Regions from separate parts of the Homo sapiens genome. Here regions 1 and 2 are each linked to region 3. A link is a loop called in an ENCODE intact Hi-C map of the cell type or tissue named here. Cell type or tissue: heart left ventricle. All regions are shown on one strand. Region 1 overlaps CTIF (cap binding complex dependent translation initiation factor). Region 2 overlaps SMAD7 (SMAD family member 7). Region 3 holds the start of CTIF-AS1 (CTIF antisense RNA 1).

Region 1 (8,000 bases), 130 kb after region 3:
AAGCACCGCTCCTCTCATCCCAACACCCTCCCATCTCCCAAATCCTCCTGGAGGTCTCACTAGTAGTTCAAGCCCCACCTCCTCCAGGAAGCATTCTGGAGCATCTCCCAGGATGGCTGCTTTCTCTAAGCCTCCTCCCTGTTAACACGTGGATGACTGACAGTCATGCACAGCGTTCTGGTTGCTTCTGGAGTCAAGGCACCATTGTGCAAGCTACAGCTCAGGCCCTCGAGAGCAGGGGCCACACCCTATACTTCCCGTATTCTCGGGCACAGCTTATGGCACAGGGTACAGCCCAACCAATCCCAGTAGGAGAACTGAACAGTGCTTCACTGCAGTGTCTGCTGTGATACACATTCAGGAGCGGGGCACTGCCTCCCGGCTGCTGGAAGTGCTGTGCAGACAGCCCTCAGCTGCCAACCCCTAGGACAACTGCTCTGGGCAAAGAGCGCAGCCCCGCCCAAGGTAACGCTCCCTTCCTTGGGCAGTCCCTGCCTGATGACCAACAGACATGGAGGTATCAAGGCCTGCCCCTTTACCCCATCTTGGGACAGCTCTTAAAGAGTCAGCCCAACTTCAGAACCTCCCCTACAGGCTCAGAACTCTCTAAGACTGCACTGCAGCCCAACTTCTCTCTGCTGATACCACTTCCTCTTTTGATCTTCTACCAGTATCAACACCAAAGGCATGCCTTTAAAAGCAGCTGCTGATAATCACTGTCCCAGAGCCTGCTTCCCAGGGAGCTCAGGCTACAACATCCATTCATTGCCTTAATGTGTTCATCTCTTAAATGCAGCCAGGGTGTGGTGGGGAGAGAAAATATCCTCCCCAGCGGTGAGGGACCTCACTCAGGGTCAACTTGGGCAGTGCGCCGGGTCTCCAGCCCTCTAGTGAGCTTGCTCTTCTGGTCTATGTGCTCTGGGCAGAAAGCTTTGAGAAAAGGGGGGGAACGAGCCTTAGCAGCCCCCGTTCCAAGCAACAGGTCTCCAACTTGCATGGGGCCAGAGCATCAGAAGGCATGCTGCTCTTTGAGGAACGCGTGGAACACTCATTTAGCACATTTATGTCACAAAATGCATAATTTTGTCTGAAATCAGCAAATGTCTTTTCTTAGCTTCCAAAAACAAACAAGTGGTTACTAGTTGTTCAAATGTCAAGAACATTCTTGAGGAAACCTTTGAACTGTCCATGAGCTTAATTTTTTTTTTTCAAAATGGAAAAAAGACATCCACAATTCACTAGACGCAGCCCATGGCATCAGGAGCAGAGTCTGCAGGTGACCACTCTGAAGGGGCCTCCTTCCCTGCTAGCCCAGGCTCTGCCCCCTCTGACAGTGTGGGTAGGGCTTTAAAAGTGGATCCAGGGGAAGGAACAATTGATCCTAGCGGCCCGCCCCTGGAGGGAATGCAGGGCAAGGCTTTCCGGGTTTGCTGCCACAATCACAGGACAAAAGCTCCCCGCTCACTGCAGACACCTGTGCTCCACACTTACCTTGAAAGCCTTCCTGAGCACCTAGGACCCCCTCTGACCTGCAGAGTGGGCCAACACTAAGACCGTGTTTCTAGGTGCTTTATTAGAATCAGCTCCTTTCAGCTCCCTGACTAGTGAACCCATTTTGTAGAAGAAGGGACAGGGCTTTCAAAAGTGATGTAATTGGCAAGATCATAGGGTGAGTGAGGAGAGGAGGTGGGATTCCCATCCAGCTCCTAATTCCAGGGCATGTCCCTAAACTGCTATATAATTCAGCTTGCTAACAGCCTCAGACTTAAACAAGTGGAAAATAAAAGCAGTAAGGCACACAAAAACCCCTGAGAGTGCAGCTGGAACTGGGATGGGACACAGACTTTGATGAAGCCTAGGACTTTAGGTCCCAGTCTGAAAATCCCTGCTCCAGGCTGTGGGAAATTGCATGCTCCTAGCTTCAGCAGCACGCTCATGCTGCCTGGAGTTTGCAGCTATCGGACACCAACTCCAGCCACTTTGCAGGAAGATGGAAAGCCACAGACTCCTCTCCATTCCAAGGAGAGCCACCAAGCCACCAGAGGGATACAGCTGGCCCCTTCCCTTCATATGGTGGGGGGAGATCAGAGGCATGGCACAGATGCTGGCTGTGCCCTTTGTCCACCAAATCTGATTCTGGTCACTTCTCCCTTTGCCACCATGCGTGCCCAGGAAATGCAAGCCCCTCCCAGTGTAGTTTAAGCCCAGAATATTAGGAAGGTGAACCTGCTGCACACAAGTATGGACTTCCAAGGTCAAATATGCAGGTTTGACACTTAGCAAGGCTACTACTATGGGTCATTAGCTGGGAAGGTTAGGGGTCACCTGATAATATTCTGCAGCGGCTCTTTGGGTGGCAGAATCCCACGATTTCCCAAAACAGACTCAGGAGACCCCTGCTTTTAGACAAAAAGGTCCTTAAACTATATGGCTGCCTGCTTTCCTCCTGAAAGTCCCCATCACCTGAGGACTCCACGACAGCTCCAGGCTGTGAGTGAGTAACGGATTCTACCGCATCTAGAAGAGGAATTAGAGCGGGGCGCCCCGACGAGCACACGCTCTGTGTTCAGGCATGGCTGCTGCTCTGACTTGCACAGTGTTGCCCCAAATGGTCAAGATGTTTGCTCCATAAGTCTGTCTTCGGTCTAGCTGAAAACTCTGTTCTTCCATCCAAGCTGACTTCCTCTAGTCTGGGTCCCTGTGGACATGGAGGCAGCGGCCCCTCATCTCTCCGTATAAATCTTTCATGAGTTTCACGGCACGATGTTCCTTCCCTCCGGCCTCCTCTTCCCTGGCCCCAGCCCTCCAGCACTCCTCACAGGACATACTTTCCACCCCTTTAATCATCTTTATTGCCTCACTTTGGACCCTGGCCCGTCCACATCCTTTGGGAGGTGTGCTGACCTAACCCGGACATTGGTGAATGTGAGCGCAGCTCAGCGGAAGCTCGGCTTCCCAGCCGTTGCATGCCGCGCTCCTCTTCCTACATCCCTGGGTCACGCTGCTGCTTTCCGGAGGCCTGCCACTGTCCAGGGTCTTCCTGCTGAGTGAGGTGACCTGGCCCAGAAATGGACATGCAGGCTGACCTGGATGCTGGGTGGCAGCCTGCCATTGCCTGGGCGCAGAGAGGTGGGGCAGAGGGTGACTTCTCATCAGGAAGCTCGGGGACTCTCCACACCTCCCAGACACACACTCTGGGTCTTCCCTGCCATCAGAGACTACAGGGCCAGAGGCAGAGGACATAAAGCCTTTGCTCTCTCTGACACCTCCCAGGCCCCTGTGAACCCTATTCCTCCTTGAGGGGTGCTGCCTCCTTCTTCCCTCTACCAGGAACCCAGAAACCAGGAATTTGCCTCTGTGATGCTGCACAGCAAAAAGGCAGCACACACGATGCGATAAACTGTACTCTGGTCAAGGCAGGAACAGGCCTGGGTCCACCTCTTCCTGCTCAGTGTTCCTTTTTGATGCCTGGTGCTTCTACAGAAAGTGTCTGGTGGTTCTGATTTCTAAGCCAGGACACTGCCTTCTTCCCAAGCTACTTATACATTTGCCATCCTCTGTGAATGTGTTCAGATCCACTTAATCCACCAGTGGATGACAAAGCAGTCTGGGCACCCAGGCCTACATCCACCCTGAGAGTTGCAGTCACCACCTAATAATCCCTATTCAGGGTGTGCATGCGTAGGGAAGGATCAGAGACCCTGGTCTCAGCCTAAGGAGGTGGCCAGCCAGCCTGAGCACAGGCGCCGCTAGGGTTCTGAGCAAGGCATGTCCACCGGCTGTTTCTTGGCCCTCAGAGAACATTCTCTGTTCATTAAAGGTAGAACCAAAAGCCGTCATCTTTATCTAAGAATATATTCCCTATAGAGGAACACCTCATTTTAATTCCTGAGGCATAAGCCTTTTTGTTCGTTCTTTTTTTGGTATTTCCATCCAGAAATAATTTATGCATGTTCAAGCAAAAAATATACTCTAACTCCCCCTTTTGCATAAATGACCACACATAAGAAACATTACTCTGCACCTGAATTTTTTCCACTTAAAATATATCTTGAAGATCTCCCCTTATAAGAAAGCCTTTTTGAAAATAAATGCACACATTCCCAGGATGCTCAATTTCAGCTGCATGTTCTTATCCAGGGCTACCTCATTGCCCCTTTCCTGGCCCCATTGTCACTCGGGAGTCTGAGCTCCACAGGAGATCTCGGTTTCTGCCTTAGTTTAAGTGGGTTCCCCCAGGAATTTGGGAGCAGTAGCATGTGCCATTGCTGATCTGTGTGTTGCCTGTGACAGCAGAGCCAGCACGCATGAGGGACAACCCCCAATGACCAGGGAGGAGGAAAACAGATACTCTTGCACTTGTGAGCTCCAGGAGCCTCCTGGAGGCCATGTCTCAAAACACACAGCCAGCCAGTCCTATTTTCTGAGGACCACTATTGTTGCTTTGAGGTCAGCGGAAACAGCATTTTTCCTCCTGAACTGCAAAGCCTGGTCACTGCCTGACCCCCAGGAAGAGGCAGTGGTGATGGTGGGCTCTCAGCCAAACGCCTGAAGGGAGCCAATCCCTAGGCCAACAAGAGAAGTGGAGCCGCCACTCTGCCCCTGGGGAATCCCCAGCCAGTAACCAACCCACGATGCCACCAACCCCATCTCATCAGGATCAGCTGGTGACTGGGAAAAGCGAAATGCAGGCCAAAGCTGACGTCGCTACAGATGGCAGAAGCAGGAAAGGAAAACCCAAAGCTCACGACGAAGTCTCTCCTACCTTCGATCATTTCTCCTCCTGCGGAACAGCTTCTTGGTGTGTGCGATCTCCACTTCATGGGGCATCGGGTGGTAGCCCTGTGTCATGGGGGGAGGAAGGGGGATCATTAGTAACTCCTGAAAGAGAGCAAAGCACCTCTGGGACTGCACTAAGTACACCAGCATCTAAGACAGAAAGACATCAAGAGTTTGGAGAGACTAGACTCTAACCACCAAATCCAGACTGAAAAAGGAAAAACAGTAGAGTCAATGAACTTCCTACCAGGCAGTGATGCTGGAATTACAGAATCAAAGAACAGTAGGGACAATGAGGACCTTAGAATCCATTATGTCCAAGTCCTTGAATTACAGATGAGACATTCAAATCTGGAAAGATGAACAAGCTGGTTCAAGGTTTTGCAGAAAATGAGCAACAGAGCTGGGGCCAGGTTCTGCAGCTCACTGGCTGTGCATCCCAGGACAAGTTACTTCTCTAAGCACAAGTTCCATAACACAATGGGAATGTTACCCTTCTTCTCTGGGCTGCTAGAGGACCAAGGAGGTGAAGCCTGAAAACCCTAAGCCCTGTGAAGAGGAAATTTGTCTCCTAAACCTAGTCCAGGCACCCCCAGTGAAATTTTTACCCAAGATCTTCTTTCCCTATATTGCCTAGGGAGTATTTAGGAAAACATGGAATTAGCTAAATTACTTTTTCAGCATTACTATCATCATTATTATTATTATTTGAGACAGGGTCTTGTTTTGTCATCCAGGCTGAAGAGCTGTGGTACAAACACGGCTCACTGCAGCCTTGACCTCCTGAGCTCAAGCAATCCTCCTTCCTCAGCCTCCCGTGTAGCCAGTATCATAGGCACACATCACCACGCCTGGCTTGTTTTTTGATTTTTTGCAGAGATGGGGTCTCACTTTGTTGCCCAGGCTCCTTTTTCAACTTTAAAGGAGGAACTGGGGAAAATTCTAAGGATAGTCTTTTGCGTATTGTCATCATGACAGCAACTATTTCTACATCTACATCAAGGTTGGAGAGAGACCCTCTATTTGCAACCCAGGGCAGATCCTGCAAATGCAGGATCACAGGCAGAGCTATTTGCACAAGCTGGGCTGATGGCCAGCTCTGCTCTTACCACCTCTTCCCATCCCTCCTCCAACAGAAAAGTGTGTTCTGGTGTGGACATGGCAGAGAGCACCACCATGCACTACCATTCCATTATGAGCGGCCTGGGGTGGAGTAGGGGGTACCAAGGCTTGGAGTCAAGTGGGAGGGAGTGGTCTGGCTTGGACCTGGGACACCTGGGTATAGGCCTGGATGCAGAGGCCATAGCCTGAGTGTGACTCCCACCCACCTGCAGCGACCTGAGCATGCGCTGGATGACAGGGAGCCACAGGGTCCAGGCTGCTGGAGAGCAGTCAGAGGGGGTCTATTCTGGCCCACTCCCCACCTTACAGGCAGGGAGCCCAAGGCCCAGAGTGGCCACACAGTGAGTTAGAGATCATAGTCCTGTGGGTTACACCCTGTGGTGGGGCACATGCAGCCCTCGGGATTCAGGTTCCATAAAGGAGGGTCCCACTGTTTTGCCTTCACGGGGCTCAGCCCCCAAGCTCATGGGGGAAACTGACCACCCTGGCTATGCTGGGACTGGCCAGTTTTGGGGAGCTTCCCAGAGAGGTAATGGGAGAACAACAGACTCAGGAGGACACAGGGACCTTGGAGTTATGGCCACTTGGCCTGGACTGGATTGAGTGCAGGGAGGGAGCAACACATTTCAAAATACATTTTAATAACAATCCTTTCCTCTCACCCCCGTCTCTCTTGCCTCCAACAATCTAGCCAAGAAAGCATGAATGAATTCCGGGCTCCAGGCAGCCACAATAGGCCTCTGGGGCCTTAGGATGTGCTTTGTTTAATGGTTTTCTCAAAGGATATTATTTGTTTTCTTTAATACAAAACACAAATAAGGAAAAACACCAAGTCTTCCCCTCTCGTTTCCCCTCTCCCACCCTGACTAGGCTCTGGGCTGGCCCCCTTCCCTCTTTCCCTCCCTCCCTGCCTCTCCAGGTCACTTCAGGAACACACCGGGTGTGCCCCAAGGAGACAATGGACAGGAAGCCGAGGCTCCCTACCGGCGGCGGCAGGGACTAGGATCTCGGCTCTGAGGCCGGGCAGAGGGAACTGGCCATAGCCCCTAGTGTAACACGAGCCCAGGGGGTGCCAGCCTCCTCGGTGTGGGCCTCCAGCCCTGGGCTCTAACCTACCTCCTGGCCTCCTTACCTGCACACAGGCAGCAGCCATGGGGAGCTAACCCTGTCCCAAGACTCAGTGTGGCTCAATGGGGCATACCGGGCCACTCGGGGCTTCTCATGAAGCCACTGTTAGGTCCCCTGTGTCCACCCATCCATCCATCCCAGAACAACTCACATCTATGTAGTGTATGTGTATAAACCATGACAGTGGTTAGAGGCCTGTGCTCTAGAGTTAGACTGTGAATGTCAGATCCTGGCTCTTCCTCTTGATGGCTGTGTGACTTTGAGCAGATGACCTAACCTCTATGTGCCTCAGTTTCCATATCTGTAAAATGGAGATAATAGCATCTGGCTGCTAGAATCCTTGTGAGGATTAAATGAGTTCCGAAACATGTAAAGAACATAGGATAATGCTTGGTACATAGTAAGCCTCATTGTCATCATCACTGTCATCGATGCCATCATCATCATCATCATCGTTATCTTTCCTGTGATCCTGACACTCTGCTCAGGGCTGAGTGTGCCAGGACAAACAAGGCAGCACAGGCACCTGTCCTCATGGAGCCCCCAGCCTTGGAAAAGAGTCCAGCAGGAAGTGATTTGCAGGGAGGGAGGGCATGGGAAGCTCAGGCCATGGAAGGAAGACAGAATCTGCACAGTGCCTGGTGGTCCAGGGTGGTGTGCTGGGGGAGGATGGAGAAGCTCTATTTTATGCTGTTTTTGGCCTGGGGCTGGAAGACTATAGTGAGGCGAAAAATGAGTGGAACAAAGTGACAGAGGTGACAGAACAAAGCCTTGCACCCTCTGAGGTCCTCCCTCTCCAGGAACAATCCAGGCCAGGGCTATAGAGGGCTGGTCCTATGTATAAGGCCACCTGGGGCCTCAGCCTCAATGTGGCATCTAGGTGGATAAGTGAATGGACCTTACTGCCTTCCCTGGGGCCTTTTACATAGAACTTCCAGCACCGGGAACCTCCTCCTGCATGCAATGGGGGG
Region 2 (8,000 bases), 93 kb before region 3:
CCATCTGGAGTTTCTGTCTGGGGGCTTTCATTTTGCCTGTCTGCTGTCCTGGTTTGAGTGGGTTGAGGGAGCAGCATCTCCCTTGTGAGTTGTAGGTTATTCAGCTGCAGACTCATCTTCTAGCCTCCTCCTTTATATATGAATGTCTGGAGCTGGCTGGGCCTCAGCCATATGGACCTGCCCAGTTAGGGTAGGGATTGGAAGCCAGCAACCACTTGTAGTTATTTAAACTTCAAAAGAAGTGCTCCCATGGATCTCAAGGAGGGAGGTAGGAGGCAGTGGAGACAGAAGTGCTCACGTGTCCTGGGAAACTCCATCTCTTGGCTGTGCGAAGTCATGCTTGTTGGAGAGACCCGGCACCATGCCTCCAACCCAAGGGTGGCCAACTCTTTGCTTGAGATTCATATGTGGCTACTAGTCCCCAAGTCTGGGGGATGGGAGCGTCCTTGAGTCAGTATCCATTCAGCATCCAAGGATGTTTCTGTCTCCTTCTCTTTGATCCTTGCTGGCATCTGTCATAGTCTCAGAGGAGAGCCTTCAAAAATACCTATATAATCTGAAAATGCACCCCTGGCTCAGTCCACAGTTGACTTGGGCTCAAACCAAGTAGCTTAGGAAACATTGCTCCATCCTGTTTTAAGGAAAGTTAATCAGCTGCACGTGAACAATTATTCATTGTCTGGCTTGGAATTGTGATCATGAACTGGGAACCTGGGCCTGGGCGCCTGTTGCTCTGCTTTTAAATTAAGTCACCTCCCCCTGCCTGGCTACAAAACAGCTCATGGTTTCACTGAGGTCTCTAATGCCATTGTGGAGTGAGGGCAGGGGGCACAGGTTGAGCTCACAGGCATGTGGGCCTTTCATCCAAATGCTCATGAGCGTGGACTTTGGGGGACTCAGGTGGACAGGTGCTTGTGACCATGAGCAAGCTCCTTCCTTCCCATCCCCTTAGTACCCTGCAGGCCACTGTGAGAAATGACGGCCTAGAACTCAGGGGACACCTTCTGCCTCTCCTTAAACACCTGCCAACAGGATGAGTCAGGGCTGGGGCGGGCTCACCTGGTGCACACCCACACCCTGGTGAAGACCAGTCCTGGACCCCGCCTCTTCTGCAGTGCCCCAGGTCATGCACTTCCCCCTGGAGAAGGGCTTACTGATAAAACCCCTTTTGTCCTGGAAAGAATGAGGCAGTCCGGCAGGGGTTAAATACAGGGTGACAGCATTTAAAATCTCTGGAGCAAATTTGGGCTGCTCTGCCGGCCAGACAAGATGGTCTGCTGCCGCCTCACGCATCCTGTCCCCAGGCTGAACTGGGCCAGCAAAGGGAGAGGGCCAGGTGAAGGCCAGGCTTTGGGTGGTGTCACTTTTGGTGACACTGTAGCATGCTGATTGCCCCTCACTTCCTACACACACACACACACACACACACACACACACACACACACACATGCCTTTACTTAGCAAAGCCTGACTGTAGCTGCGTAGACTTGTACACCTATGGGACCTCCGTGGCAAGCTCAGAGCCGGTGGAGCAGTGAAAAGGGAGGAAATGCCGAAGAATTCATGATCAAGTTTGGCTTCCTTTGCTTCTTTTTAAAATTTTTTAATGTTTTAATTTTTTTTTTTTTTAATTCGAGATGGAGTTTTGCTCTGTCGCCCAGGCTGGAGTGCAATGGCAGGATCTCGAGTCACTGCAACCTCTGCCTCCTGGATTCAAGGGACTCTCCTGCCTCAGCCTCTGAGTAGTTGGATTGCAGGCGTGCACCACCACGCCCGGCTAATTTGTGTACTTTTTTGTAGAGAGAGGGTTTTGCCATGTTGGTCAGGCTGGTCTTGAACTCCTGACCTCAGGTGATCCGCCCGCCTTGGCCTCCCAAAGTGCTGGGATTCCAGGCATGAGCCACTGCGCCCGGCCTCTTTGCTCCTTTATTATTGTTGTTACTGTGTCATAATTCCTTGCAGAATTATGATGGCCAGGCTGGTCTTTACTTCCTTCGGTCCAGGCCTTGAACTCGGAGCAGCACTCTCAAAGCAGTTGTCTTCACCTGGCAGAAGAAAAAAAAGGTGTAAAGTGCTGGTTCCTGGACTTGCTCGCACACTAAAATCCCTCGGGATTCAGCTTCCCAGATAACTTTCTTGCTTCTTTGTAGAGACATTTGAGAGAAAACTATTATTAACTATACATGGTCCACTGTTTTGCTTTGCTGTCATGAATGGGATTGTAAAAGGGACCCATGGGACCGGGTTTCCTTTTGGGACGATGAAAATGTTCTGGAACTGTAGAGTGGTGATGGTTGCACAGTTCACCGAATGTATTCAATGCCATTGGTGGCACATTTTAAGTTATGTGTATTTTACCACAAGTTTGACCAAAAAATGGCCAGCGGTAGGTTTTAAATACATGTAGATACTTGGATAATCTATAAGGAACAGTGATTGTGGAGAGTAAAATTGGAGAGACTTCTGTTAGTTGCCTAGGACCTGATGATGGTAGACACTTGTTTTGGTGGCAGCCCTGAGGTCACATGGGAAGTACATTGATGGACCAGGGAGCAAGGCTGGTAGCCTGCCTGGGATCTCGTGTGTGTGTGTGTGGTGTGTGTGTGTGTGTGTGTGTGTGTGTGTGTGTGTGTGTTTTGAGATGGAGTCTCACTCTGTCACCCTGGCTGGAGGGCAGTGGCGTGATCTCGGCTCACTACAACCTCCACCTCCTGGGTTCAAGCCATTCTCATGCGTCAGTATCCCTAGCAGCTGGGATTACAGGCGTGCCACACCATGCCTGGCTAATTTTTTTCTAGTAGAAAGGGCGTTTCACCATGTTGGCCAGACTGGTCTCGAACTCCTAACCTCAAGTGATCCTCCCGACTTAGCCTCCCAAAGTGCTGGGATTATAGGCGTGTACCACCACGCCTGGCCTTCTGCTGTGTGTTACCTGAGCAAGCAGACACATCTGTGCTGATCCTTCGACCTTCCTTTTTTCTTCGTGGGTTCCAGAAATGAGAGACAGGAAAGTTCCCTCTGGTTTGATTCCCGGCCTGACTTTTCTGCTGGGGGAAGTGAATATGCTTGTTCTCACTCTGCGGGGTCCCCCTGGCCTGCCCATCCCAGTGACTGCGAACCAGGATGGTGCCAGGGTTGGCTCCAAAAGCTGGTGATCCAGACCCTTCCTGGGCCCCTGGAGACCCCAGTCCCTGTGATGTCCTTGCCCAAGTTCTAGGGCTGCAGTGGCCGTAGGTGACTGGCCCGGGCACCCTCCCTTTGCGGGAGCCTCGTGAAAGGATACTGTAAGCACAGCCACAGGGAGGTCACCACTGGCCCTACCACCTCTCGCTCGGTATTGAATGGCTAGCCCCAAGCCTGGCTGCCTGCCTACTGTCACACAGAGGCTTCCTCTCCGGGCTATTTTCAGCGGGAAGATATTATTAACTGCTGAGGCACAGTTCTCAATTTAGTGGTTAACACACCAAGAAAGCAACACTCACCTGATCCCGGCCACTCTACCTAAACCTGTTGGCTCACTTGGGGGACTCGGCTGCCCCCCAGCCTCTCTGTTTCTCTCTGTGGGTTCACCTGGGAGATGTGGGCTTCCACTCCCGTGGAAGGTGCCCCGTGGATTCAGTATCTGCTAGAGAGAGAACCAGGCTTCTTACGAAGCCAACTCTTAAAAGGTGTAGAAAATGATCGTATTTATACTCTAAGATGGGGACATTTTTTGATAGGGGTGGGCACTGGCTGGGAAAAGGGACTTTCAGCGGTGTTGAGGACAGTTATTTAAAACAGGGTGATAACTTTCACCTTGTAAGTTAACAGGAAATATTGGGACAAGACAGGAAATTGCATCATCTTTTTTTTTGAGAATAACTCCAGAGAAAAGTGGTTCGTGAAAGGTAGTGGCTGAGAAACGGCTAGCCTGTTTTCTGTTTTGTGTTTTTTTTTTCTTCCCTTCCACTCCCACGAGAACATGTAGGCCATTTTCTTTAAGAAAGAGGCTGTTTGAGAACTTTATGTTATTTTTATTATTTAAAAAAATATTTTACCAGAAGGGTCACCTTCAGTTGAAATGTTAACTGCCGCCTTATTTCCCATTTTACTAAAGAATCTTTCATGACTTTTTCAGCTTCCTTCCCCAAATGGTAAGGCCAAGCAGCTCTTGGCTGGAAGCTAATTTTGGTTTGGCTGGGGAGTCCTCAACACTGAGCCCCACCCAGTGTCATTAGCTCAGTTTTAACTTGCAAAAAAAAGATTGTATTTTTTTTTTTGATGGGGGGTACGTAAGAATTTACTCACGCCTTTAGCCTTTTTACCCACCCCCGGTACTGCCTTCCCCTAACAGAGGCACCTGGCACTTAGCCGCCGGGAACTCAGGGCTGCCTTCGTGTTTTCAAGCCACCGTGTCCCCCTCATCCTGCAGGAGTTCTGTAACTTTCCTGAGACTATTTCTAGGGTGCTAGTGAGGAGTGGAGGGGAAATGGGTCTCGGAGCTGCCCTGGTACAGCTGTGTCCAGTAACGGTGCTGTGCTTTGGAGGAAGGAGTGATATGGTTCACCTAGAAGCATCTCCCAGAGAGGGGGCTTATCACAGCCCTACAGTGGTGCAGATAAGGTCCAGTTCCATTTTTTGTCTCTGGGTTTCTAAATCCCCTCTTTGTTGATGTCATTGTTCTAATGACACAGGGCATGGGACAGTGCCCCGGCCCGTGCTGCCAAGGAGCCGTCTTTAGGACAGAGACCAGAAAGAAAGAGACCTGTGTGTGTGGCTGGCCCGCTCTCCACTCACGCTCACCCCCACCCTCCCAGCTTTTTCCTTAGCGTGCTTTGTTTTGTTTTCATAACACAACAAGGGCCCTGGGGTGTGTAAAAGCATTGTTGAACACTTGGTGAGGGCAACTTGTCCAAACAGAGCAGGACGCCAAAGCAGAATGCTGTGGGCAGGTGGTGTGCCCACAGAGGTTGGTGGGCCGGCGCCGGCCTTGGAAACACCTCTCAGTGGCATATGCCGCGGCGGCTGAGTGTGACCTAGCGCAGAACAGGGCTTCCCTCTTGTGTCCTCCGTGGGGAGTCCAGGAGAGGGACTTGGTCCTTCTGGCTGACTCCGTGCTTGGAAGGTGTGCTCCCCTCTCAGGTGGGTTCACATGTGCCTCCCTCTGCCGGGTGTGAAGCTAGGTGGGCCCGCTGCTTTGGAAGAAGCCAGTGTGTCCCTGTGGTTTGTTTATGGAGCAAATATGTATTGACACCTATTATGTGCCAGGCTGTGTGCTGTGCAGAGGACCAGTTCCTGGGCTGGGTTAGAATTAAGAATTGGCAGTTGGAATGGCTTGTCCGAAGGTGATGTTGAATCCATGGGGATGGAGCCGGCGGGAGGGGGGATTGACTAGGAGTTGCCTCTACCTGGAGGCAGGCAGGGGCAGCTTCTGTAGGACAGAGGAGCCTGGTCCCTCCATGAAGCCAGGCCATAGGTGGGGGAGGTGCAGGGTGGGCCCCCTGGGATGGGCCTAGCTCTTGAGTCATCCACTTCTACTTCTGCTTTGGTTGTGTGGTCTGTTGAGAATTGAGATAAAGCAAAGCTTGTGGATAAACAGAGGTAGGTCTCCCGGGTTTTGGTTCCAGCCCGCCTCCCCACCCCGCTTCTTGCTGATTGTAAGATGACAGCAGGAAGAACAGGAGCTGTGGTTATAATCCACCCTCCAGACCCTGGTAGTACCTGGGGCACAGCACAGAGTGGAAGTGACCAGCCTAGCGCCAGGCTCCTCAGTGGACCACGGCCAAGGGGTGGGGAAACATCTGGAAAGACAGTATCTAATGTCTTGACAGCCAGAGGAGAAGTGGGATGTTTTCAAAGCCCAGGAGTGACTTTCCCTTTGTAACTCCAGAGGACTTGATTCGCAACGAAGACCATCTGGGGGATGAAGGAAATTCTTGCTTTTTAATTTTAAATCTGAGGGTTAAGCCCGTTTCTGAGGTGTCAGCCCTGTGTGTGAGGCCCTGGCCTGTCTGGGGTTGGGTTTGGATGAAATAATCTAAGATGCAGTTACCAGGGTGTTTCCTTTTCACATTCATCCTTCTCTGTCTGTTCCCCCGGGGCCAACCGATGGCTTCCAAGCTCTGTGGAGTTCACTAATTGAATTACTCTTCTCGCTCCTCCGTGAAGCCCCACCAGGAAGAAAAGGCGGGGAGAGCTGCTTTTGCTGGGGGGTTTGATCAGAGCAGAAAGGGAAGATCTGGTCTCAATTCCAATTTCATCTTGCAAAGTCGGGACTTTCTTTCAGCCAGAAGACAACTCAGATAACCAGGCCAGCGACTGTGTGCTCATTTCAGTATTGCTTTCTTACGTTTTGATCTGCGACTGTCACTCAACAGGAACAAAAACAATAAGACGCCAAGATATGACTGTGCCGTTGGCAGATTAGCTGTCTGCATTTTCTGGGGTGGCTCACTCGGAGGTTAAATGATTGTCCCTGTCCCCTGTCCCACCTTCCAGTCACCTCATGAAGCTGTTAAGTGTCTCCTTCCCCTGCAGGCTAAGTGAGGATCATCAAGAGCTGGGCCTGGGGACCTTGTCAGCCTCACTGCAGCCTCTGAGCCAGCCCTGCCCCACCCCCTCATGAATCAGTAACCAAGAGGGAAAATTAAAAAGTTAGTTATCAGTGTGATCTGAGTGCACCATACCGTTCTTACAAATAGATGGGCCCCATCTCCTGCTCAGTGGGGGCACAATCAAAACCCTGCTGGGGGGGCTGTTTTCTGGGGAAGAGCCCAGGATCGTGGGGCCTGCAAAAACTCAGAAGCCCCCCCACCTTCCCCCCAGGGTGTCCAGGATGCCCTAGTCCCAGGAGGGGGCTGGGAGAGAATTACAATGTCGGGGCCAGCATCCTCCACTTTCCTGTCACTAGAGGCTGGCCTGCTCTCCTGGGTTGAGGCCGAGTGTCTCAGCCCCTGGCTGGCCACATGGCCTTGCAGGAGCCATTTCTGTGTTCTGGGCCTCAGTTTTCTCATCTGCAAAATAAGGGCTTGGGCTTGGCTGCCAAGTCCCTTCGGTGATCTGTGATCTTTGTCTCTTGGATTTGAGGGGTGTGGGAATGATCCCCCTATTGATGAGATATCCCTATGGAAGCCAAAGACTGCTTCCATTTTAAAATAAAAAGGTTGTAGTTCTTTCTGTCTCTTGGCTCGCAAACTCTTCCAAGTATGGGTGAAAGCTGAGGACTCTGTTCAGAAAAATGCATGCTATACCACAATTTGTATACATCTGCAGGGGGCCGATATCTTTGCTGAAGCCCAGTCCCACCCGTGGAATCCCCAGTTCAGGAAATCTATGCTTATGAGGACTAGTTATGGGGGTGCAAAGGAGAGCCTTAAGAGAGCTGAGGCCTTTTTCTTTTATTGTGGTAAAATATACATAAAATATACCATATTAACAATTTTTAAGTGTATAGTTCTGTGGCATTAAGTACATTCATATTGTGCTATTATCCCCACCGTCCACATCCAGAACTTTTTCATCTTCCCTAGCTGAAACTTTGTTCCCATGAAACACTAACTTCCCTTCTCCCCTCCCCCAGCACTTGGCACCCACCATTCTTTCTGTCTATGAATTTGCCTCCTCCTCTAGGTACTTCATAGAATAGTGGAATCAGACAGTGTTTGTCCTTTTGTGATCGGCTTATTTCACTTAACATAATGCCCTCAGGGTTCATCCATACTCTAGCGTATGTCAGAATTTCCTTCTTTTTTAAGGCTGAATAATATTTTATTGTATGAATATTCCATGTCTGGTTGATTTATTGCTTGATGGACACTTGGCTTGCTTCTACCTTTTGGCTATTGTGAATAATGCTGCTGTGAACATGGATGTGCAAATACCACTGGAGTCGCCGCTTTCAGTTCTTCTGGGTATATACCCAGAGGTGGAATTGCTAAATTACACTGTCATTCTGTGTTTAATTTTTTAAGGCATCGCCAACGGTAGGGCCTCCTTGACTTGTGCCTCATGTGTCGGCACAC
Region 3 (8,000 bases):
GAGTTCCAAGAAGTACAAGGTCACCAGTGTCAAAGCTCAGAGAGGTCAAGTAAAACGAACAATGACCAAGGTCCCCTGGATTTGGTGATTAGAAGAGCATGGGTGACCTTTGCCATGATGACTTCAGTGCTGCTACTGGGGCAGTGGAAGCCTGGGCTGGGCCCCGCAGGGTTGGAGAGTGTGAAGGAGGTCCAGAAGTGCAGACAGAAAGAGCACACCATTTCTTTCTTTTTCTTTGGAATGAATTTCTGTACTTTCTTCTCTCTCTCTCTCCCCCACCCCCAACCCCAACCCCCTTCTTCTCTTCCTTCCTTTCCCTCTTTTCTTTGTTTTTGGAACTTGCCTATGGAAGAAGAAAAGGGGAGGATGCTAGGGGAAAGACACTGGCACAGGGTCACCTAGAATGGTCTGGGAATCTGGTGTGGTTAAAGTAGGAGAGTCTTGAGCCAGTTTAAAGGTAGAGGTGAGGTGCCAGAGTGCAGGAGAAGAGGATAATCAGAAAGGAGGAAAGGATCAAGTACATAGATCTGCCTTAAAGAAGAGTAGTGTCGCCCTCTGAAGTGGGAGGAAGGGCTGGTGTGGCCATGGATATAGGTGCTTGTGTAGATGCTAATGTTGCCTAGCCTGGCACCAAAGCTACAAAATTAGTGCTGTTTTATGTTAATCGCTCTTGCCTGCCCACAGTGCAGACACCTTCAGCAGAGGGGAATGGGCCCCCATGCCACTTTTCCACCAGTCTAACATGGAGCCTTGGTATGGTGGTTATGGTCAGATGTCAGGAAATTTGTGGTTCTGACCTGGCCTTCAGTCCAAGCTTGTGCCCTGTGGTCTGGCTGCCAGCCCTCCTAACTAAGGCGGGCGGGCACCCTAGCTGCGGACCAGGCGCCCCAGAGGGAATAATTAGCCTCCTTCCTGCCGGGCTTGCAAACCACCCCGTACAAAGTAGCGACAGTGGATGTCACATGGGGGATGCTTCATCCCACAGCTGGCCCGGGGGCTGGAAATATAATTTGGGGCTCAGGGTAGACACCAAATTCTTCTGGAGACATTGGATCCAGAAGGCAGGGCTACAACTCCAGCGGCTTCTCCTGTGGACCAAGCTCCAGCTAGTGGCCTAGACAGGGGCTAGTTCTGTTCACAGTGCCTGCAGCCAGGAATCCCCAGGACCCTGGGGTGGGTTTGAGACTCCAGGGAAGCAGCTGTGCCTGCAGCCAGTGCCTCCCAGCTTCCCCTTTAGGCCCTCCCCATCCCTTCTGGAAGCTTCTTCTGTGCTCACTGCCCCCAGTCCAAGATCCCTCCTGAGGAGTGAACAGGAAATGCCTAAGGCAGCTCTGAGGTTCCCCTTTTGAGAGGGGGCCTCTGAGGGTGAACAGCACCTTCGGAATCCTCATGCTCACCTGGCTTACATATTTTGAGTGGTTGTTCTATGTGCTCTGTGTGTTTTTAAAGATCCATTTGATCTTTCTACCAGATGATCTGAGTTAGGCACCACTGCAACGCTCTTCATGTCACAGCTACAGAAACTGAGGCACAGGGAAGGAAATGATTTCTCCAAGAGCACACAAGTAGGTAGAAAAATAGCTTCACTCCTGCTCCCCAGTGAGTGCCCACATAAATAGGCTGATGGGGAGAGGCCGGCCAAAGGTGGGGTGATGGCACATCTCGTTTGCCTGGAATAGTTCCAGTTTTCACCTGTCATCTCAAAGTCATTAGTAAAAGCATCCTTTCCACTCTCCAAACTGCCCTGATGTGGATCATATACGGTCACCTAGATAAGGGAGGGGTGCTGGGAGGTTGGGAGTTTTTCCCAGGCCTCCCAGATCCCCTGGGTAGTCCACAGCCCTCTGGCCTATTCCATTTCCCTTCCCCGTGCCTCAGGGCCCCCATTATAAATGGGGCCTCAGGGCCATCTAGGGGCTGGGTAGCTGGGGTGGGGAGGAGGGCTCGAGAGGCTACCGAGTGTCCCATGGCCTAGAGATGGGTGGTTATCATCACAGGAGATCAGAACTCCTGGCTCGCAGGCGGCACCTGAGCCTGCAAGCCCTCCCCACTCCGCAGGGAACAGGATGGAGTTATGGTCACTGGGAACACTGGGCACAGCTCCCTGCTGGAGCGCAGGGCCCTGGGGAGGGCAGATGGAGGAGAGAAGGGTAGAAGAGCAGTTACGCCCAGCCCCGCACTGGGCAGCCCAGTCAGCAGTGCCTGGCCTAGGGGGAAATCTCTGACCCTCCCCACTGAGGCCACCCTCTCCAGGAAGGACTGCACTGTATGTCTGACTCTGCACAACAGAGCTCCTTGAGACAGGGGATAGTTTGGGCAGCCAGGGGCCAGTCCTGGGGCTTGGGGTGGGTGGGAGGCTCCCCTCAAAGGCTCACAGGTCTCTGAAATCACAGGTCCCTCCACAGCCCCGACATCCACCAGGCTGGGACCCCGGGCAAGCAGAAGGGTAGGGCAGGGGGCTCAGGCTGCCATCTGCTTCTGGCTGAGCCTCCTCCCTGCCCCCAGCTCCAGCCCCTTCCCCCAGTCCCTGCCCCTGCTTCTGGCCCCTACCTCCACCCACCTGAGGCCTGGACTTGACCTTGCTGGCTGTGGGGGCAGGGTGTGATAAGTGTCTCCGTGGAGGGAGCTAGCTGCCTGCAAAGGCATTTTCCGCTCTCTAAAGTAAACAATCAAACAGGAAATTAATCGAGAAACCCACATCAACGGAAGGTTCAGGTTGTGATTTTCACAGCCCCAGAGCCAGGAAATTCAAAGTTATAGTTCCCATAGTAACTTGCCTGTAGAATCAGCGACTGCTGGGCTGGAACAAGGCCCTGTGGGGTCACCTAGGCCAGCCCTGGCCTCTGGAAAGCATTGCCCAGCAGTAAGTCTGAGAGTCTTGGGGGTAGGCTGCTCTTCTGAGGCGGAACATTAATCCTGGGAACACTGTGAGGCCAGGGCTCTCCCTTCCGCGCTAACAGGAATGGGCGCTCGGCTGACCTCTCAAGGATTCCGTTGACCCATCTTCTATAATATATTCCCGTATTCCCTCTAGCACTCCCACCCACAGGCCTGCGTTCTATGAAACGGGAATAATACTCACCAGGCCTCCTGCCTCACAGGCTTCAAGGCAGCCAAGAGCGGGGCTGAGCGAGGCCTGGTTTTTCACACTCAGGCCCCACCACCCTCGTTCTACTCAGTCCCATGAGGCCTGACCTCCCCATCCCCGCAGCCCCTGAATCTTGTAATTGGCATTGGCCCATCCCCTGGTTGTTTCTCTTCCAAGAGACGTTTCAGTTGACTGACAAGTCCAGGAGCTTCGAAAACAGCCACCAAGGCAGCTCCATTACTTGAACGTCCCCGTCTCTCCAACCCTCCCACCCCCTGGCAGGACCAAATACATTGATATTAGCTGAGTGCACACTTAACTGCCCCCGATTGAGAACCAGGTAGATTTAATGAAACCGGAGGCAAAGCCTCCTCCACCTTCCAGTAGGTAGGGGCTGTGCGTCTTGGGTGGAGTTCTCTTTTGTGTGTGAGCGCTGAGGAGTCCCTGCCTGGCAGGAAAGGAGATAAGGGCGTTGGAGCTCAGCCCCAGAAGGAAACAGTCTGGAATCCTTCCCTGAGAGCCACCCTGCCCTCCCACCCGAGATGGCCACTGATAGCCGCCTGGCCTTATCAGCCAGGTGCGGGACCCCTGGGATAACACCGGCTGAGGAGACAGTGAGCGCTTCCCAGGCACCGGGCTGGTGGGAGAGGGGCCTGCCCGCCTGCCCGCCTGCCTGCCCACCAGCCTGGCCCCCGAGCCAGCGTCTTGAATCGAGCAAAGCAGTGGCAAGACAGAAGTGGCGCCTGCTGGAAAGAGACAGAGCGTCTCCTTGATTTCCTAACAGGCCCAGCCATATGCCAGGGGCGGACAGGCCAGCTCAGAACGCCGGGCCTGGCTTGCGAAACAGTCCTTTCCTCCTCTGGGTAAGCTTCCCTGGGGGCGACTAAACCACAGTCCAGCCACTCAATTCCCTAGAGGAGCTGGGCTGAGCCGGGGCCACGAGGGCGCTGCCCTAGGCAGAGAGGTTGAGTTCTCTGCTGTCCCAGAGGGAAGCTCAGGGAGGGCCCGGCTGCAGAGGCCACCCATCAGCTCAGAAGGAGGGCCTCCCCATGCCCAGAGCCCAGGGGCCGCTCCAGCCACTGGCCCCTGCTTGCTCACCAACTGGGCACAAGATTATCTGCAAGGCTATGCCAACCTACAGTTCCCTGAGACTGGGAAGAAGCTTCTTAGAAGATTGTTTATGGGATGCCTACATTAACCAGGTGCCCTCTTAAATGTAGGGGGCTTTTACCAACCTCAGACTTTACAGAGCATGAGTCAGGGAGGGCATAAATAACGAGCAAGGGTCATTGGAGGACTTAGAAAAGGGACACACTGGCCCACTCCTCTGCCACCAAGCACGGAATTTTGAAGAAACCTTTGCTTAAACCATGTTCTTTTTTGCATGATAATCTTGGCATGCTGTATTGAAGAAGGATCAACACTTGTAGTAGCCTGGTTTCCAGACAGAGGTGCCCATCTTCTGGGGTGGGGGTGGGGGTGGGGGTGGAGTGAAGCCTTGTGGCAGGAGCTGGGTTGGAGGGCTATCCTTTGGGTGAGGGAGTGCAGCTGGTTCTGCAGTGGGTTTGGGCAGAATGCAGTAACCAAGGACCAACTGGGTAGGGACAGCTGGGCCGGAGACAATTAAGCTCTGTTACTGTTCAGAGAAGAATCGGGCTGTGCTAAGGGCATAATTAGCATTGTGCTCAGAGGAGCAGCCACCCATTGGAGGAGCAGACAGGCCTGGGCTGAGAAAAGGGCCTGGGGCTGCCCAGGGTGTCAGTAGGGATTTGGTAAGTACTCTTTGCCAAGTCTAAGAGACTCGGAGATAAGAGAAGTTAATTGGCACCTGGAAGTTTGTTTGGCTTTAGAGCCTTACCCTTAGCAGAATATAAATTTTAATAATGGGGCAACTCTTTTTCTAAGTCGAGATGATCTTTTTGGATGAATGAGCATGTGAGTCAATATTCTGTTATCACCTGTGCATTCTCACTGTGTTCAACTGACCAGGCTGCATGGGGATGAGGGCTTAGCCTGGCATTCAGGCGGCTCGCTGGGCCACTTCTGCTCTGGGCCCTACAGTCTTCCCACCTTGCCCCCTTCACAGACCTCCAATCCACCCAAACTCGTCTGTTCACAGGTCTAAGGATGCATCCTGCCCTTATCTGCCTCTGGGTTTTGCTGACAATTCTCTTGGCTGAGCATGCCTTTTCTGATCTTGGCTCCATTGACCAGATCCCTTAAGAACAATGGTAAGAGCCTCATCCAGGAAGCCTTCCCTGATCTTCTCTGACCTCCGTAGCCAGAAGACTCACCACTCCCAGCCTGGGAGCAACTGTTGCTTCTACCTAGTTCTAGGTCTAGTCTAGCATCTACCTAGACTAGCTTTTCTTCACACTGCTCACACAGGCACTTGAGTCCACCTGGGCCTCTCGGAAGACCTGAAGATTGGATTTGAAAGAAAGCATGGCTTTCTGCTGGCTGGGGTGAGGCCATTCGGAAGGGCCTCTGTTCCCTGGGATGCAGCCCCCCAGTGACATAAAGCCTTGGAGCACAACAAGTCCAACTTCTCCAGGGTGTCTGAAGGGGGTAGTAACAACTTTTCATTCATTCACTCATTCAACAAGGAGGCACAGATCCTGGCCTTATAGATTTATGAGTCTAGGAGGGAAGACAGATGTTGCATAAGCAGATCAGCATTTGGAACTAAGGCTGTAAAGTGAGACTGCCTGGATTCTAATCCTGATTCAGCCGCCCCACCAGTCATGTTGTGCAATACAGGCAACCCCTCTGTGTCTCAGTTTCCTTACCTGTAAAGTGGTGATACTAATATTACCTCCCGCCAAGGGTAGTTGCAAGGATTAAAGAAGAGGATGTGGGGTGTTTAGGATAGTATCTGGCACACAGTGAGCTCGGTCAGTGGTGGCTCTTAGAACTGAGTGGGCTGCAAGTGGCACAGTGTAGAGTGTGCTGTGGGGTCAGTGACGGGAAGAACTGTTCTCACCTGGGTCAGGAGAGGAGGCTCAGGGACAGCTTCCTGGGAAGAAACCTTTGAAGCTACAGCCAGGAGAGTGGGGTGAGGAGAGGAAGAGAGGGAAGGACACCACAGGCAGGGAGAAAAGTGAGTCAGGAGTGCTCAGAGAGAGGGTGGCAGGGTGAGACTGAGAACAGGAGGGGTGAGCCAGTGAGAGGGCTGGTGGGGTAATTCAGGGGAAAGGAAACAGTGGCCTAGCCGAGCCGTGGAGAGGCAGAAAAGTGGTGGCCAGATTCAAGAAAATCTGCAAGAGCTGCTGCTCACAGACCCTGGGAACTGGCAGCAGGGTGGCGGTTGGTGGTGAGTCAGGGATGGCCTCGGGGCTGTAGCCGGCACAGCCTGGAGGTCCTTCTCCGGGAGGAGGTGCAGGCTTGGGGAGCAGAAGACAGGTTCCACTAGGACACTTAGAGATTGAGGGGCTGGTGGGCAGGCCCGGGGAGGTGTCAGGGAGATGTGCCTGGGCCTGAGATGCAGATCTAGAGTTTGGGGGCTGCTGCTGCCCTTGAATCTGCCTGTGACCAACACAGGCTTCAGGGCCTGCCCTGGCAAATCACTATTGCTGCCTGTCCCTTGGCAAATCCCTCAACTTCTCCATATGCTTCTGGTTAAGGGGCCACCAAATAAATGAAGTGTTGGAGAAGGCTGTAAAGGTGAACACAGTGCCTAAGTGAAGGCTCCTACACTAAACTCTGTGTTGGCCCCGAGGGAGACAAAGGTTGTGCAGTAATGCATATACTTTGAGCCCACCCAAGTGTGCACAGCCACAGCCTCAAGCACAGACATGCTGTCTGTGTTGTGCTTTCTATGAAGTGTGACTATAAAGGGGACTCGTTTCAGGGGGGCGGACAAAAATCAATCTATATATTTCCTCAGATTTTCTCCAGTATCTGCCTGTGCAAGGACCCAGGTGAGACATCTTCCAGGCGGCCACTGCACCGAGAGGCTCACGTGAGGCGTGGGCAGCCCAGCACGCTCAACTCTAGGAGGGCACTGGCTTGGGAAGGCAGCGCACCTGCCTTCTGATAGGCATTTCGCCTGGGATGAAAGTTCAGTGTAGGCTCCAGCTCCTATGTGAGTCTACCCACAAGCTGACGGGCTGTTGATGTGCCGGGGTGTTGGGAGAAAAGCAGGAAGAAAAAGCAGGTGCTTTGTTGCTGTCATTTCTGGATTTTAATTAATGCCAAGACTACACACTTGGAGAAGTGAGAACTCTTCCTACTTTAGGGACACTGATAGGGAGCAAGTTTGGGGGAAAGTAGAAAAAAAAAAATCAGTTCTTCTATTTTCCAAGGTAAAATAAAACCCCAGGGAAGACGGACTTTGTTTTTAAAAGTCTCTCTTCCTCAGTGTGCCCCCGTTCTGGCATTGGACAGCAAAACCAAATCAGAGTTCCAGAGACAGCCCCACTCCCTTCCCACCAGGGAGGGTGTGGGTGTGGGGGATTCTTAGCCTCGCAGTCACCCAGTTGCCCAGGGCTGCTGGGACAGGTTGGTGGGGGGCAGGGGCTCAGGGCATCTGGGAGCAGGGAGAGGGATGCATCCAGTGGGTAGTTCCCAGCCCTGTGTTTGTACTGGATCCACCTAGGAGAGAAACAGATCCAGCCCTCACTCTTTGATTTTAGGGCTATGTAGGGCTGTGGGGGCCTAGGAATCTGTATAGTAAGATCTCTGGGTGTTTCTGGTGCAGTCAGAGTGGGCACCACTGAGAAAAATGTCTCTTCAGGTGGATGGGAGTGGCAGAGGCTCCATAAATGACTGAGACCCTCTTCTTAGCTCTAATCGCCTTTGTTCAGTTTGGGCTGGGCTCACCCAGGCTCAGGTGCCCCTAGGCCCATAGCTTCCACCCCTGCCTTCAGGTGCTTCCCCCAGCCCAGACCTCAGCCCTCCCCAGCTCCCAGGC

Evidence for each region. Hi-C counts contacts between places; a loop is a spot of excess contacts. Peaks named below come from ENCODE experiments on the same cell type or tissue, not always from the same donor. Only the 100,000 strongest peaks of a DNase experiment are listed, where the experiment ranks them.
Region 1: a loop joins it to region 3, with 1.9 times the contacts of the local background. A loop is called at or near these places in 6 of 110 quality-filtered maps.
Region 2: it touches region 3 in a loop (2.7-fold over the local background); 31 of 110 quality-filtered maps call a loop at or near these places.

Annotation. Positions count from the first base shown.
Region 1 is chr18:48,708,461-48,716,460 of GRCh38, reverse strand. It overlaps CTIF (cap binding complex dependent translation initiation factor), which reads right to left. Exons shown (of 12, transcript NM_014772.3): 7 at 4,766-4,842. Among named protein-coding and RNA genes, the nearest start is that of MIR4743, 42 kb to the right of the region's middle. In heart left ventricle, a CTCF peak has its summit at 4,389 (motif pointing left); DNase peaks (open chromatin) are centred at 280, 2,999 and 6,890; H3K27ac peaks cover 5,078 bases.
Region 2 is chr18:48,930,713-48,938,712 of GRCh38, reverse strand. All of the region lies in intron 3 of SMAD7 (SMAD family member 7), which reads left to right. Among named protein-coding and RNA genes, the nearest start is that of SMAD7, 16 kb to the left of the region's middle. RefSeq lists enhancers at 3,466-3,535, 4,977-5,862, 6,121-6,270. In heart left ventricle, no CTCF peak of the experiment used is centred here; DNase peaks (open chromatin) are centred at 3,322, 4,999 and 5,706; H3K4me3 peaks cover 4,905 bases; H3K27ac peaks cover 5,695 bases.
Region 3 is chr18:48,837,440-48,845,439 of GRCh38, reverse strand. The region is part of intron 10 of CTIF (cap binding complex dependent translation initiation factor); the gene reads right to left. It overlaps CTIF-AS1 (CTIF antisense RNA 1), which reads left to right and starts at 3,562. Exons shown (of 3, transcript XR_935449.3): 1 at 3,562-3,951; 2 at 5,208-5,319. RefSeq lists enhancers at 402-902, 6,012-6,790, 6,791-7,569, 7,840-8,000. In heart left ventricle, no CTCF peak of the experiment used is centred here; DNase peaks (open chromatin) are centred at 2,489, 3,949 and 6,449; H3K27ac peaks cover 4,532 bases.